Linked DNA regions of Homo sapiens: region 1 is linked to region 2. Evidence: read pairs that join two places in POLR2A ChIA-PET (ENCODE). Cell type or tissue: A673. All regions are shown on one strand. Each heading gives the region's core, and the rest is flanking DNA. Links, peaks and the distances in the headings are about the cores only.

Region 1 (6,547 bases), core at 611-5,610, 290 kb before region 2:
GAGCTTTATTAAGTACCTTAATTAGAGCTATCAGCAATCCTGTCATTGGAATGAGAATGCATATGAAAATGCTTATTTTAATTTGCGGTATCTTATGTTGACAATCACTACTAATTTAATGTTGTTGGTAAATTTCCCTAAGAATTCAAATTTTAAAAATCTACTTCTACGATCCAGTGTTTTTGGGGATTGTTTTTGCACTGTTCTAATTATTTTATATGCATTAATTCATTGAGTTCTTGTAACAACCAGTTAGGTAATAGTATTGTCATCACTTAGCAGTAGAGGGACTTGAGGAAATTTAGCAGAAGTAAAGTATAACTTACCTAAAGTCTTGCAGAGGAGAACACTGAATTCCTACCCAAAGACCTCCGAGTCCAGAGCCTGAGTAATTACCCACTAACATCTGTCTCTCTCCATGGCTTTTGTCTATGTGATATTCTTATGTTAAGTATTCAATTGCATTGATTATTGCAGAGGCTTACAGTGCAACATTCTGAGTCCCCACCTGATTTCTGTGCAGCCGTGGCTATAAAGTGCCACTGCTAGCATTACTTGTCGGGCCTGCATCTCTGAGTGTCCCTGCTCTGCTTGCCTTCTTCAAGGCAAAAGAAGGCTTCAATCCATAGGGAGGTATACAAAGATGTACAGGGAAGATGATGCCACTGAGGGCAACTCTCAGCCAAGGGTGAGGAAGTCAGCGGATGAATTCCTTAGCCTCCCCAGCTTCTGGCAGGGCAATTCTCAAACATGCTAGTCATGGTTTCCGTGGAGGTCCCCAATAGAATCGAGCCCTATTCATCCACATTGCTAGGCAGCTCTTTAATGGTACCCTTCACTGGCTTTTATCCTTTCTCTGCTGCTTTCTCCCCACTTTCTCACTCTTTCCTTCCTAGGGACTTTTCTCAAGTAAACGACCTGCATCCATGCTCTTGTCTCAGGCTGTGCTTTCCGAGGAACATAAACTAAAACAGTGTTATTATGTTGTATGGGTGTCTGGTTGTTAACTCATGTAATATATATTCTAAGTTATAATATAATCCCTCTCTACTATTTCCATGCAGTTATGAAGACCTATCAATTTTTTCTTCAAAATGTCAATTTTCTATTCCCACAACCCACCTTGTAGTCCAAGCCTTTATCATATTGTCCCTGAGGTATTTTTTTAGGCTTCTAGTTAGCATACGCTCTTCTATCATCTAAGACTTCCTGCATACTGATGCTCTATAAATTTTCCTCTAGTGTTGGTTTCATCTGTCACTCCCCTGCTCAAAAACCTACAATTACTCTGAACAATTTATCACATCAAGTCTAAATCCCTCTCTCCAAATTAAGTTGCACTTTCTTTACGAAATTCTCCAACCCTGATAAGCTCTATTGATTTTTCATGTCTCTGAATTCTTATAACACCTATAATTTTGCCACAGAATTTAACACATATTTATTACCTTGTATTATTCACATATTTTTATGTTATCTTTGCCCACTAAACTACAGGCTCCTTGATGCCATAAACTATAGCTTGTAGTTAATTTGCGTTTTATATAATCTAGCACAGTTTTAGGCACAAAAGTACAACTCACTACTTTTCAACTGGATAATTATTCATTTTTAGAGACTATAAAAGGGGAAAATTTGGTACTGATTTTGCACATATATTTTCTAAAAAAGACAAAATCTGGAAGGCATATTGATTTGATCAAATTCTCAAAGTAAACAACAAATAAATGTCAGTTCTTTTAACTTTTAATTATGGAATATGATTTTTACTATTCCAAGCGGCAAAAATCAGCTTCAAAACCGAGCAAGATTTGCATGTGTTTTTAAACCTAGAGCATTGTTAAATATTTGACCACATGGCTGAGATAGAAAGAAAAATGAAGGTCTTCTTATGGACCCTCTGAGGACTTTAACACCTTGAAGGGAATTATTTTTAGCCAAGATATCACTATTGTTTGGCCTAGTTTTAAAGGCATCTTTCAGTAAGATAGTGGAACCCCATCTTGATTAATATAAAAGGCTCTGGAGAAGGAATGATTTCATATTCCTAAATAACTTCCCCAATATTCCCAAAGATACATTTTCTTTTGGTATAATTTTTCCTCAAATTTAAGCTGTTTTAGGGGTTCATTTCTTTATGGAAGTACATAACAAAGGTTATTTAAAACTGGAAAATAATACTAAAGAGTAAAAGATTCTAGAACTCACCATACTTAATATCCTAATTTAATGTAGTGAAAGTAGGTGTGTGTGTGTGTGTTCTCATAAGGTAGATGGGAAAATATTTCGATAAAGTATACAAAACTTGAAACCAAAAGCTCTATTTAATTCCCCTGGGAGTCTGTCCAGGTGTTTTTCCAGGCTAGATTTTTATAATTACTGAAGCATGCTCCATTGCAGAGATCCTAATAGAAGCATCTAAATCTTACTGTGCAACCTCAGGGAACAAAGATATTCTCTTGAAAACTTGATTGCTTTTCTATGGAAGCAGTTAGCTTTGATTTATGTCACTTTTGAAGGGAGCTTCACTGAGGCTTTGAGTAATCCAATAAGGATCATATAATATACTCCCCTTTACATCTTGTAGAGTTGCTGTGTATGGAGCTCTTTGTTTATGATTCAGGAAATGGGCTAAAAGCTTCCTAGGTTCATCTCTGTTCACAAAATTTGTTCTAGGGGAAGTAATGGCCTTTTGCATTTTAATAAGCAGTAAATCTCAAGTATTACAATGCTACAGTAGCAAGCTATCTTTGGCAGTGTGGGTCTTTCCCTGTTGAACTTGCTCTTATTCAGCAGTTTGGATATGAAGATGATTCTTATCTCATCACTGTGTTTCCATTGGAAGACACTGCACTGGGAATTGCTGCCCACATTTTTTTTTCTGAAAATAGTCTGAGCCTCTTTCATGAGTGCCTACGAGGGATATGAAAAATTTAACAGAAGCTCTATGAATGGCCAGAAGTTTTATTGGAGTTATATAACCTCATCTAAAAAGACAATGATATGCTATTTTACATCATTTCCCTTTACACATTGATTACTTAAGTATTTATAGTTAATTTAATATTCGGTGTAACGTCTTAGTTCCTGGGGGTGATACAAAAATGAGCATGATAAAACCTCAGCTTATAACTACTTAAGGAAATCTTGATGTTAATGAGTTTCGTGGAGTATACCACAGTGGGCCTTTTCTGAGTTTTAGGACATGAATATCCTTCTAAGTAGGTTCCTTGGAGAATTTCTTTCTTTTAAGTAGAACTGTCTGCAAAGATGACCAGATATATAAAAGCCCAACTGTGTAAACCAGTTCTGTTTGAACAATGAATGTGGTTTCCACAACTAGAAACTTCTAAAGGAAGTTCTCATAAGGATAGGGTTTTTTTCACCTGGCTCTTTGGCTGTATCTATGTGACATGACATACCTACCGCAGAATGATGTAAGGGTCTTGATAGTTCTAATTTGATCTTATCAATTGCTTAACAATCAATTAGATTGTGGTTAATTAAACATCCATAAGCAGATGTAAATTCCAATTTAATCACTAGCTCAGTGTCTTTATAGCAAAACTTTCTCTAACGTTATGTGATTAAATTTGCTTTTCAAAATTTTACTCCGTGAACATTTAAGCAGCTTAAGACTATGCAATATGATGATGATTTAAAACATAGTTAAAATATTCACAAACTATTGGCATAAGACATGGTATATAAACAAGTATTTTTCTAGATATATTAAAAATATTGCATATTTCTCTTGGGTTCAACATCTTCATTAAAAAACAGAATTTGGAACTGTAATGAATCTTTTAACTGCAGTCTGAATTGCTTTTTTAATAAATAAGATGGAAGCTCTTAGAAGCAAAATATGTCCAAGATAGAGGAAGAGCTGGAATATAAGCATTGGACTTGTAATTCAGTTCAAGATGTACTTACTGAATTCAGTATTGTATATATTAGGAGCCTTCCCTTTATTTTTGTGAGATGTTTTCTTCTAAATATTAATATATTTGACGTGATATGTCCTGTAAGTAGTAACATATTCCCCCCCACCTGCCTTCCTTCTACAGTATTTATTGAGTGACTGTTATCTGCCAGACACTAGTCTACGTATAGGTAATACAGACATGGACACAAGACAGTTGAAATCTTAGTACCGTGGAGATTAAATTCTTGTGGGGAAGATAGACAACAAACAAATATGGCCAAGAGACATATGAAACAGCCATAAATGCTGTGCAGAAGTTTGAACTGGGTGATATAAAGGGACTACCTGGGTGTAGCTGTAGCTTGATCTGGAAAGATGACATTCACACTGTGACAGGATTCAGGACCTACAACTCTAAAATATGGCTCCCTGGCATTTGAGAATACAGCAGAAGCAGGAAGTCCACTCTCACCTTCCCTTCACCCTTCTTTCCTGAAGCACGTCATAAAACTTTGGAAGGTCACTCCCTGACCTTCTCCCCTGAAGACCCTCATGATACACGTGTCCTGTCCTATAGCTGGAGGGAGTGGACATCACATAAAGGCACCAAGAAGAGTCTGAACAAAGAGGCCTTTCTAAGTTCCCTTCAATTTGTTACCATTAGAGCGTACCCTTTTGTCCTCCAATCGTACTTCTGCAAGACTGTCCATAAAAATACACAGATTTATCTGTTTCTTTGGGTCTTCATTTCTGAAGTCTCCTATGTTACATAAAACTTATATTAAATAAATCTTGATGCTTTTTTTCTTGTTGATCTGTCTTCTGTTATAGGAATCTCGCCCAAGAGCCTTGTAATGATGAGACATATTCTTTCTTCCCCAGCTGAGATGCCAAAAAAGAGAAACTATACACACAGACTGGGGGAGATCAACCCATGGGGAAAGAAGAACAAGGGTAGAGACTTGACGGTGGGGACAAACCTGGAATATTCAAGAAACGGGGAATAAGCTAGTTTGTCTACAGCTGCACCATCCAGTAGAACTATGTGCAGTTATAGAAATCTTCTCTGAGCTGCCCAATACTGTAGCCTCATGTGGCTGTTAAACACTTGAAATGTAACTAGAGTAAAGGAGGAGTTGGTTGTGATTCAAAGTGGATTGGAAATTATCAAGATATTGTACATAAGGCAGTGACACAATCTGATTTATATCTTAACAATACCATTTTTGTTGCTAGGTGGAGAATGCTGCTCAGGCAGCAAGAGTAGAATAAGGAGGCCTATTAGAATGTCATAATGATAACACATGGGAAATATGACTGGCTTGGATCCAAATTGCACAATTTTAGGAATATCTTTTTACATGTGGAATTTTAGCACATGATGATGGAATAGATGAGGAGAAAAGAAGGATAACAAAAAAGAATCAAAGAAAACATCTAGAATTTTATTGGAGCAACTGAGTGGATAGTGGTGCTACTTACTAAGTGGTAAAGATTGAGAAAGTGCAAATGTGAAGGGATAATTATGTCTTATTTATTTATTATTATACTTACATACTTTTGGCTGTATTAAGTTTGAAATGCTTCTGATACACTTAGCTAGAGATGTTACATAGTGAGTTGTATACATTATTATTCTAGTCTGAGAGGACAGGGCTGCATAAATAGGAGGCCATGATGTATATTTGTTATTATGTATATTATATATATATATATAAAATAACATATATATGCCATACGTGTATATATGTACATACATACACATAAAATCTGAGGAAAACAGAAAAATAATGGAACTGCTCTTTCTATAAAAGCAGACTACTATAGCATAGCTGCTGAAGCAAATCAAATAAAGCAGCACTTATTATTAAAATAAATATCTTGACAATGTGAATGAAGAAGAAAATTCTTAGTAAGAAAGATGGTACTCTGTATATAAATGGAAGTTTTAAAGAATCAGCAAACATATCTTTCCCAGACATTGTAGTGGCATGTGCTGTGTGGAGATGGCAGGACAACCTTTTAACTCATTCTTTGCCATTCTTTCTTTCCTCAGTTCTTTGTCACCCATGCATTTGTACAGTACTGGAGATAGATGAGGTTTTCCAGAGAGATTCCATGGCTCCATGTTGATGGTGGCCAGTGAGTGTCCAAGGGGCTTTGTGAGTAGCTATGCATATCTCTCTCTTTTCAAAAATCACCTAGAAGTTTTATTGTTATTTTTTCAATTGATATATTTATACATATGTATGGGGGTCCATGTGAAATTTTGTTATATGCATAGACTGTTTAATGATCAATCAGGGTATTTGGGATATCCATCACCTTGCGTATTTATAATTTCCATGTGTTGGGAACTGATATGGTCTGGCTCTATGTCCCCACCCAAATCTCATCTTGAGTTGTAATCTGAATTGTAATCCCCATGTGTTGGAGGAGGGACCTCATGGGAGGTGATTCGATCATGGGGTCGGTTCCTCCATGCTGTTCTTGTGATAGTGAGTGAGTTCCCATGAGATCTGATGGTTTTATAAGGGGCTCTTCCCCCTTCACTCTGCACTTCTCTCTCCAGCTGCCTTGTGAAGACGGACATGTTTGCTTGCCCTTCCAACATGATTGTTA
Region 2 (6,547 bases), core at 921-5,920:
CTTTCAATTTGGCTTTGTACATTAAATAGAGAAATATGATCTCGGTCAGCTTTCTATTAGAGAATGTTTTCCCATTAGGTCTACTTGCCTAGGAAGCTTTATACTTGACAAGGTATGATTCTTTTGCCTACCCATTTTTAGGTGTACAAACACCTCCTTTGAGGTAAATATTCAAATAAGTAAATTAATTATATTGATCACTGGGAAAAAAAAGTAAACCAAACTATTATAGGAAGTTGCTTAAGATAATACAAAACAAATGTGAATATTTTCAAATGAGCTTTGTATTGTAGTAATATTTAATTGAATCTCAGTAGCATAATATTGCAGCAAGTTTTATTTTTATAGAATTCATGAAATATTTTTATATATAGATATTAAATATTTGAACACACATCAGTTGAACCATCAATGTTTTTAATATGAATTTGTTTTGTATAAAATAATCAAAGCTGAAGGCATTCTTTCGGTTCTCCTTTTATTGTGGAGTTGTCTTATGCACATTTGTGTAAGATTAAAATAGCAGGTTTTTTTCCTAGTTAAAACATCAAATATTGTTTTATATTCTTTGTCTCTAAAAGAAATACTTAGAAATTTATATTTAATGAGTAATCCAACTTGAAGATTGGTAATTGATTTTTTTCTAAAATTTCAAAGACATTTAAAGTATATAGCAATTATTTCAACCTAATAGTTTTTCTCTACAGACTATCAGTGGAGATATCAATAACTTATTTTTAAAAATAGAAACTTTAGAAATTGTTATTTAGAAAAATACCAAAACAAAGCCTGAACCTATAATGTTAGACATCATGTAAAGGTTTAGACATCATGTAAAAAGGAAATACTGCTCATTATTAATAATTTATATCCTTTCTTATTTAGGCTCAAAAATACTGAATACTCACTGTATACTTTGCTACATTTTCATAATTGTGTATATTTGATGACATTCTGTGTTTTATGGGGCAATATTGTTGAGCATTTATTCAATCTCCCAGGATAGTCTATGAGAAATTTTGAAATTACATTTAACAGGGTAAATAATATTGCTAAATACCTGCTCTAATTCAAGCTGTGTTACTACAAGGCAAATGATTTATGGATTTACCACGTTGCTTTTCAGAAAACATTTCTCCCCCATACCAAATAACAACAATGCTCTCCATTACTGTCTCAATTATATACACTAATCTGTAATACTATCGTCTACCCAGCTTCTTCACTCCTAAATGTAGTCTAGATTTTTCTATGTCATTATATAGACAAATTCTATAGTTTTACATAGAAATACTATATTTCAGTTTATAATCACAATATTTATGTAAAGATAAAGTAATCATTCGGTAATAAAGAATATCTTTGGCATAAAAACACAAAAAAAGCTTTTTAAAAATGTCTTGTGATACATGTTCATTGAAGGTTTCTTTTGGGCTTTGCTATCTGTCTTCCTGTCTATTGGATCCAGACTGACCAAGCAGCAACCATCGATAGCCTTGCTGACTGTGAGAGATGGTATGGTAAAACATCTTTTGGTGCTTAAGATCTCAGTCTGGAAGTGACCCAGGTAACTTACACTCACATTTATGGTTTTGCTAAACATCATGGGTCCTGGGAAGTTCAGTCCTACCAATGTGCGCCTAGACAGAGAAGACCCAGAAATAGACAAACTGTGCTAATACCGTAATTTATTTTGTAAATGTCATACTAATATTTATTTCTCTTTCTTTTGTTTGTCTTTATTGTCCTCTTTCCTTTCTTTCATCTTTTTTTCTGCCATAAAGTATGCTTCTGTACAAATGTTACAAATTTAAGTACTTGTCACCCATCTCCATGATATTTAGATTTAATTATGTTTCTGACACATTGTGTCTGCAGAAAAGAATTTATATTGAAACATATTATAGCATTTCTGAAATAGCGAACACCCCAAGGTGGTGCTATTGATACTTTAAGGTAACTAAATTTACATTGTATGATGTACCATTTCAACATATTTTTCTGTAAATGTTCACTAATTTACAGCATAATTAAACACTACTGTATTATAAATATGAGAACCAATAGTAACAATACAATAATGGATGCTTGTAAATACATGTTTTCTTCTAACATATTTTATTAAACAATATTATAGAGACTATTTGTAAGGTGATCAATGCAGTATACTATACAATGCAGTATAGTAATGTAAAAAGAACAGCTTATATATCACTCTGTTTATAGAAATTGTATTACAAACGTTTCCTTTGGAACAGACTACAATTCCTTTTTTTACTTCTAAAACTGTTTTGAAATTATTTAAAGAGTTAGAAAATAACTGTTTACTCATTAATGTAAGAGAAAATTCACTTTTTCATGACTTAGAAATATTCCCAGTTCTGCTCCTATTTCTTTGCCACATTAGCAGTCAAAAGCCCAGAAATATCATGGAGATTTTCTTCAGACACATCTTTATTGAAAATTGCCACAGAAATAGCTGCTAATTGTGTTGTGATTGATATAGATTCTGCTGTTATAGGTTGTGTGAACTTAGTCACGTTGTTTAATCTTGTTGGTCAGTTTTCTTGTTGGTAAAATAGGGACAATAATGTAACATATTTTAATAGATGTGGTGAATATTATAGAATTTAATATGTAAAGTGCTTAAAGTTTTATCTCCCATATAACTATCATCACAATCTTCATCATTATCACAACCATCATCATCGTCATCCTGGAACTATAGGATAGATAATTTCTGAAGTCCTATTAGATATGGCTCATGTTATATTGCTTACCTTTTTTTATGATATACAAATTTTAGTGTTGTTCTTTCTGTTGTGTTGAAATGTTTAATTATTTTGTCTAATTTGGTTTAATGTGTCTTTATTTATCCCACCTTCAGCACTCTGTTTCTTTGTACAGATTAAACTTTCTGTTTAGCATCATATTCCTTCTGCTTAAAACGTTTCTTGTAAACGTGAGTCTGCTGGTAATGAATTTGCTGAGATTTTATTGGGATTAAAAGGTCTTTATATTTTTTTAGTTTTGAAAGATTTTCACAGGTTGTAGAAGTTTTAGTGGACAGTTTTTTCCCTTCTAACACTCTAAATCTGTCACACTATCATCTTTTAAGTTATATACTTTTTGAAAATTCTTTCATTCTTTGCTCCCCTGTAAGCAATGCATCCTTTCTCTCTGGCTGCCTTCAGGATGGTGTCTTCATTCATGATTTTTACTAGTTTGAATATGATATGTCTATGGTGTTTCCTTCCTTCCTTCCTTCCTTCCTTCCTTCCTTCCTTCCTTCCTTCTGTCTTTTTATCTTTCTTTCTGCATTGATTAATCATGGTTTTCTGAGCTTCTTGGATCTGTATTTTGGTATCTATTGCTCTTCTTGGAAAATTTACAGCCATTTTTTTCCCAAATATTTCATCTGCCCCATTCTCATTTCTCCTTCTGGAATTCTAATAACATGTATTTTGGAGCATTTATATTATATTGTGTCTCATTGATGCTCTGATTCTTTCCCTTTTTTCTTTTACTAGTTTGTCTCTTTGTGTAGGAGTTTGCATAATTTCTAATGACATAGTTAAGTTCACTGATTCTTTGCTTGGATATGTTGAGATTGTGATAATTTCATCACAAATATTTTAGTATCTCTATTGATTGTCTTTATATTTTTATTTCCTTGATACCATCCCTCATTTATTCATACATATTTCCCATCTTACTCATTTAAGTCTTTAATATATTAATTATTATTATTTAAAATTTCCTGCCTTGTGGTTTCAACATGTGGGGAATGTTACATCTTCTTTTTGTTGCTTTGGCTTACTCTAATAAAAGTGTTGTTATTTCTTCTGCTTATTGTTGTTGTTTTCTGGGTGTTTCTGATGATTTTTGGTTAAAGCTCTATATAGAGTATAGAACAGTAGAGACTGATGAAATAGTATTTATAGCTTAAAATAGGCATAACTCTTGTTAGCTAGGCCACTGATTGTAGGGTATCAAGTCAAACTAGATGAGGATTGAGATAAAATTGGTTTGGTTTCCTGGCTTCAAATCCTCAACCTTTTAGCTTAAGGTGGGGTATGTGGACTGCAGGAAGGTTCTTTACACTCACTATTCTTATCCCACCTTCAGCTTCTGCTGTCCCTGCGAGGGAGGCTGCATTTCAGATGTGCTTTCTCTCTATGATTTTGCCTTCTTCCCAGATTTAGACTGCTGTTACTTGTTATTCAATGCCTTTTTAGTGGTCCTGGACACATGTGGGCATTTTCTTTTGCCCAGTTTCCACCACAGTCTTAGGCCAGCCTTAAAGTTCTGCCTCTCCTAGGTGGGCCTTTCTCAAAGCTTCTGCTCCTCCACCAGCAGCAGGAGACTTTCTCTGGGCCTAGAATCATTTTTCTACCTGATGCAAAGATAAAGGGTTTTGTTTTGTTTGTTGTTTTTGTTTTTTTTTCCTCCCACCTATAACCACAGTGTTTCTGCCCCATTATCTGAGGATAGCAGGGCAATCTCTTTGCCCAGTAGCTTAAGAACAGTTTTCTATAGGGGAGAAAGATTCTAGTGTTTCCTCGTGTCTTTCCCACAGTATCTGCCATATGCTTTCTCCCTCAGGCCTTGACCATGATGGATGCATTCTCTGGCTCCCTTTCTAGCCCTCCAGCTTTCTCCTGGGTTTAAGGAAAAGAGCCATAGGTGAGTGCAGTTTTTTTTGCATCTGCATTATCAGCGGCTTTATGCTGTCATACTATCCTTTAGCGAGTTGTTAAGCATTTTAGCTGAATTCTTCCTGGCTTATTTCTCACCTTGGAAGCTTGTGCTCATTTCCAGTTTCTCCTTAGAGAAGTCCAACTTTTCTTAGATCTCAGGATGATTGGTTGTCCTATGACCTTAATTCTGTAATGGGTTAAGAAAGTATGACTTTTGTGGATTATCTGAGGTTCTTTCCACCCCCTAATGGAAGCTGGAAATTCCGTAATGACTGTTTGAAGTAGTAAATTTGATGAGTATTATTATATAATCTGTAAATTGATGCCAGGATAATTTACTTTCAGTTCTTACTATTCATTATAATAATTGTTTCATTTGATTATGATTTATATAAAAACACTCAATTCTAAGACTTTAAAAAAGAAAAAGATGAAATTTATTAAATTATATATCTAAAAAGTGAAATGGCCAAGTACAGTGGCTCATGCCTGTTATCCCAGCAATTTAGGAGGCTGAGGCAGGAGGATCACTTGATCCCAGGAGTTCAAGACTAGCCTGGACCACATAGTGAGACTTCGTCTCTACAAAAAAATTAAAAAAAAATTAGCCAGGCATGAAGGCAAATACTATAGTCCCAGCTACTCAGGAGGCTGAGGGGCAAGGATTGCTTGAGCTGGGAGCTTGAGCCTGTAGTGAGCTGAGATAGCACCAAAGCATTCCAGCCTGGGTGACAGAGTGAGACCCTATGTGAAACAAATAAAATAAAAAGTTACATATATATTCCACTCAGGCACTAGATTTAGCCATTCATATGGTAAAGATATGACATTAAGTCTCTACTTTATGCTCCACGTTTTCTGTGTTGGTTGCATTTCCAAAGAGATGGTTACCTTGTACTAGCATAAAGACTTTCAACTAAAAAGGCTAAATTCCACATAAATTTATGTTCAGCAGCTAAGATGGTGCAGCTTTTTATAATTATTTCAGTAAACTTCCTGGGCCTCATAGTCATTGGATTCTGGGCCTCATAGTTATTGGATCATATGCCAACTTCCAGTACACTTAGGGTGGCCACGGAACAGAATGCTCCTGAGAATTGATGCACATATCACACAGTTTTCCAGATAAACATCAACTGAGAACGAGGAAAGGGTGGATTCCCAAATGTTAGCTGAATCTATAAATACCTCGTGGTCAATAACTGAAAATGTTAGCCACATGCTTCTTAGGTTTTATGTGGTATTTCTGTGAAAATGATATACTCAGGCTAACAATTGCCTTATAAAATATATGATAATCTTTTTGCTTATGATATTTTGTAAGTAACAACAGATAATACTGTACCGCAGAGTTCTTTTCCAGATTAACCTTAATTTAATAAATGTTGAAACTTTAGAATTACTAGTCTATGACACACTGCATTATTAGACTTGCATTGCAGTAGAATTTTTTAAATACCCTATTAAAATCTTTTCTTTTTCTTTTCAGTACTGTAATTAACCTTTAATAATATAATTCCACTTAGCCTTTTTTCTGGTTATTTATATGGCTGGTATCTTTCTTGCCATCTTAATTTTGTTGTTATTCTTTATACTTTATCATATCCTCTAAACTTTTACCTGAATTGTCTTTTTTAACCGTTCTTAAAGTGAACAAAAGTGGTATCCAAACTTAAGCTTTCAATTCTAATTTATTTATTTTTCATCTGGAAGATTACTAAATAGAGAAGCTTTTAAAGAAGTATGAAATAATTTTTTAATGTGAATGTTTAAAAATGCCTTTAATTTTGCCTTCACTTGTATTTATTTGTTTGACAGTGTATACATTCCTTTATCTTTTAACTTTG

The links. ChIA-PET counts read pairs that join two places held together with the same protein. Peaks named below come from ENCODE experiments on the same cell type or tissue, not always from the same donor. Only the 100,000 strongest peaks of a DNase experiment are listed, where the experiment ranks them.
Region 1: POLR2A ChIA-PET joins it to region 2 with 6 read pairs; 2 of 35 experiments call an interaction of 5 or more read pairs at or near these places.

The regions. Positions count from the first base shown.
Region 1 is chr5:107,037,123-107,043,669 of GRCh38, reverse strand. No RefSeq gene overlaps it. Among named protein-coding and RNA genes, the nearest start is that of LINC01950, 29 kb to the right of the region's middle. In A673, for the core only: no CTCF peak of the experiment used is centred there; a DNase peak (open chromatin) is centred at 2,559; H3K27me3 peaks cover 3,622 bases.
Region 2 is chr5:106,746,811-106,753,357 of GRCh38, reverse strand. No RefSeq gene overlaps it. Among named protein-coding and RNA genes, the nearest start is that of LINC01950, 260 kb to the left of the region's middle. In A673, for the core only: no CTCF peak of the experiment used is centred there; a DNase peak (open chromatin) is centred at 3,347; H3K27ac peaks cover 4,647 bases.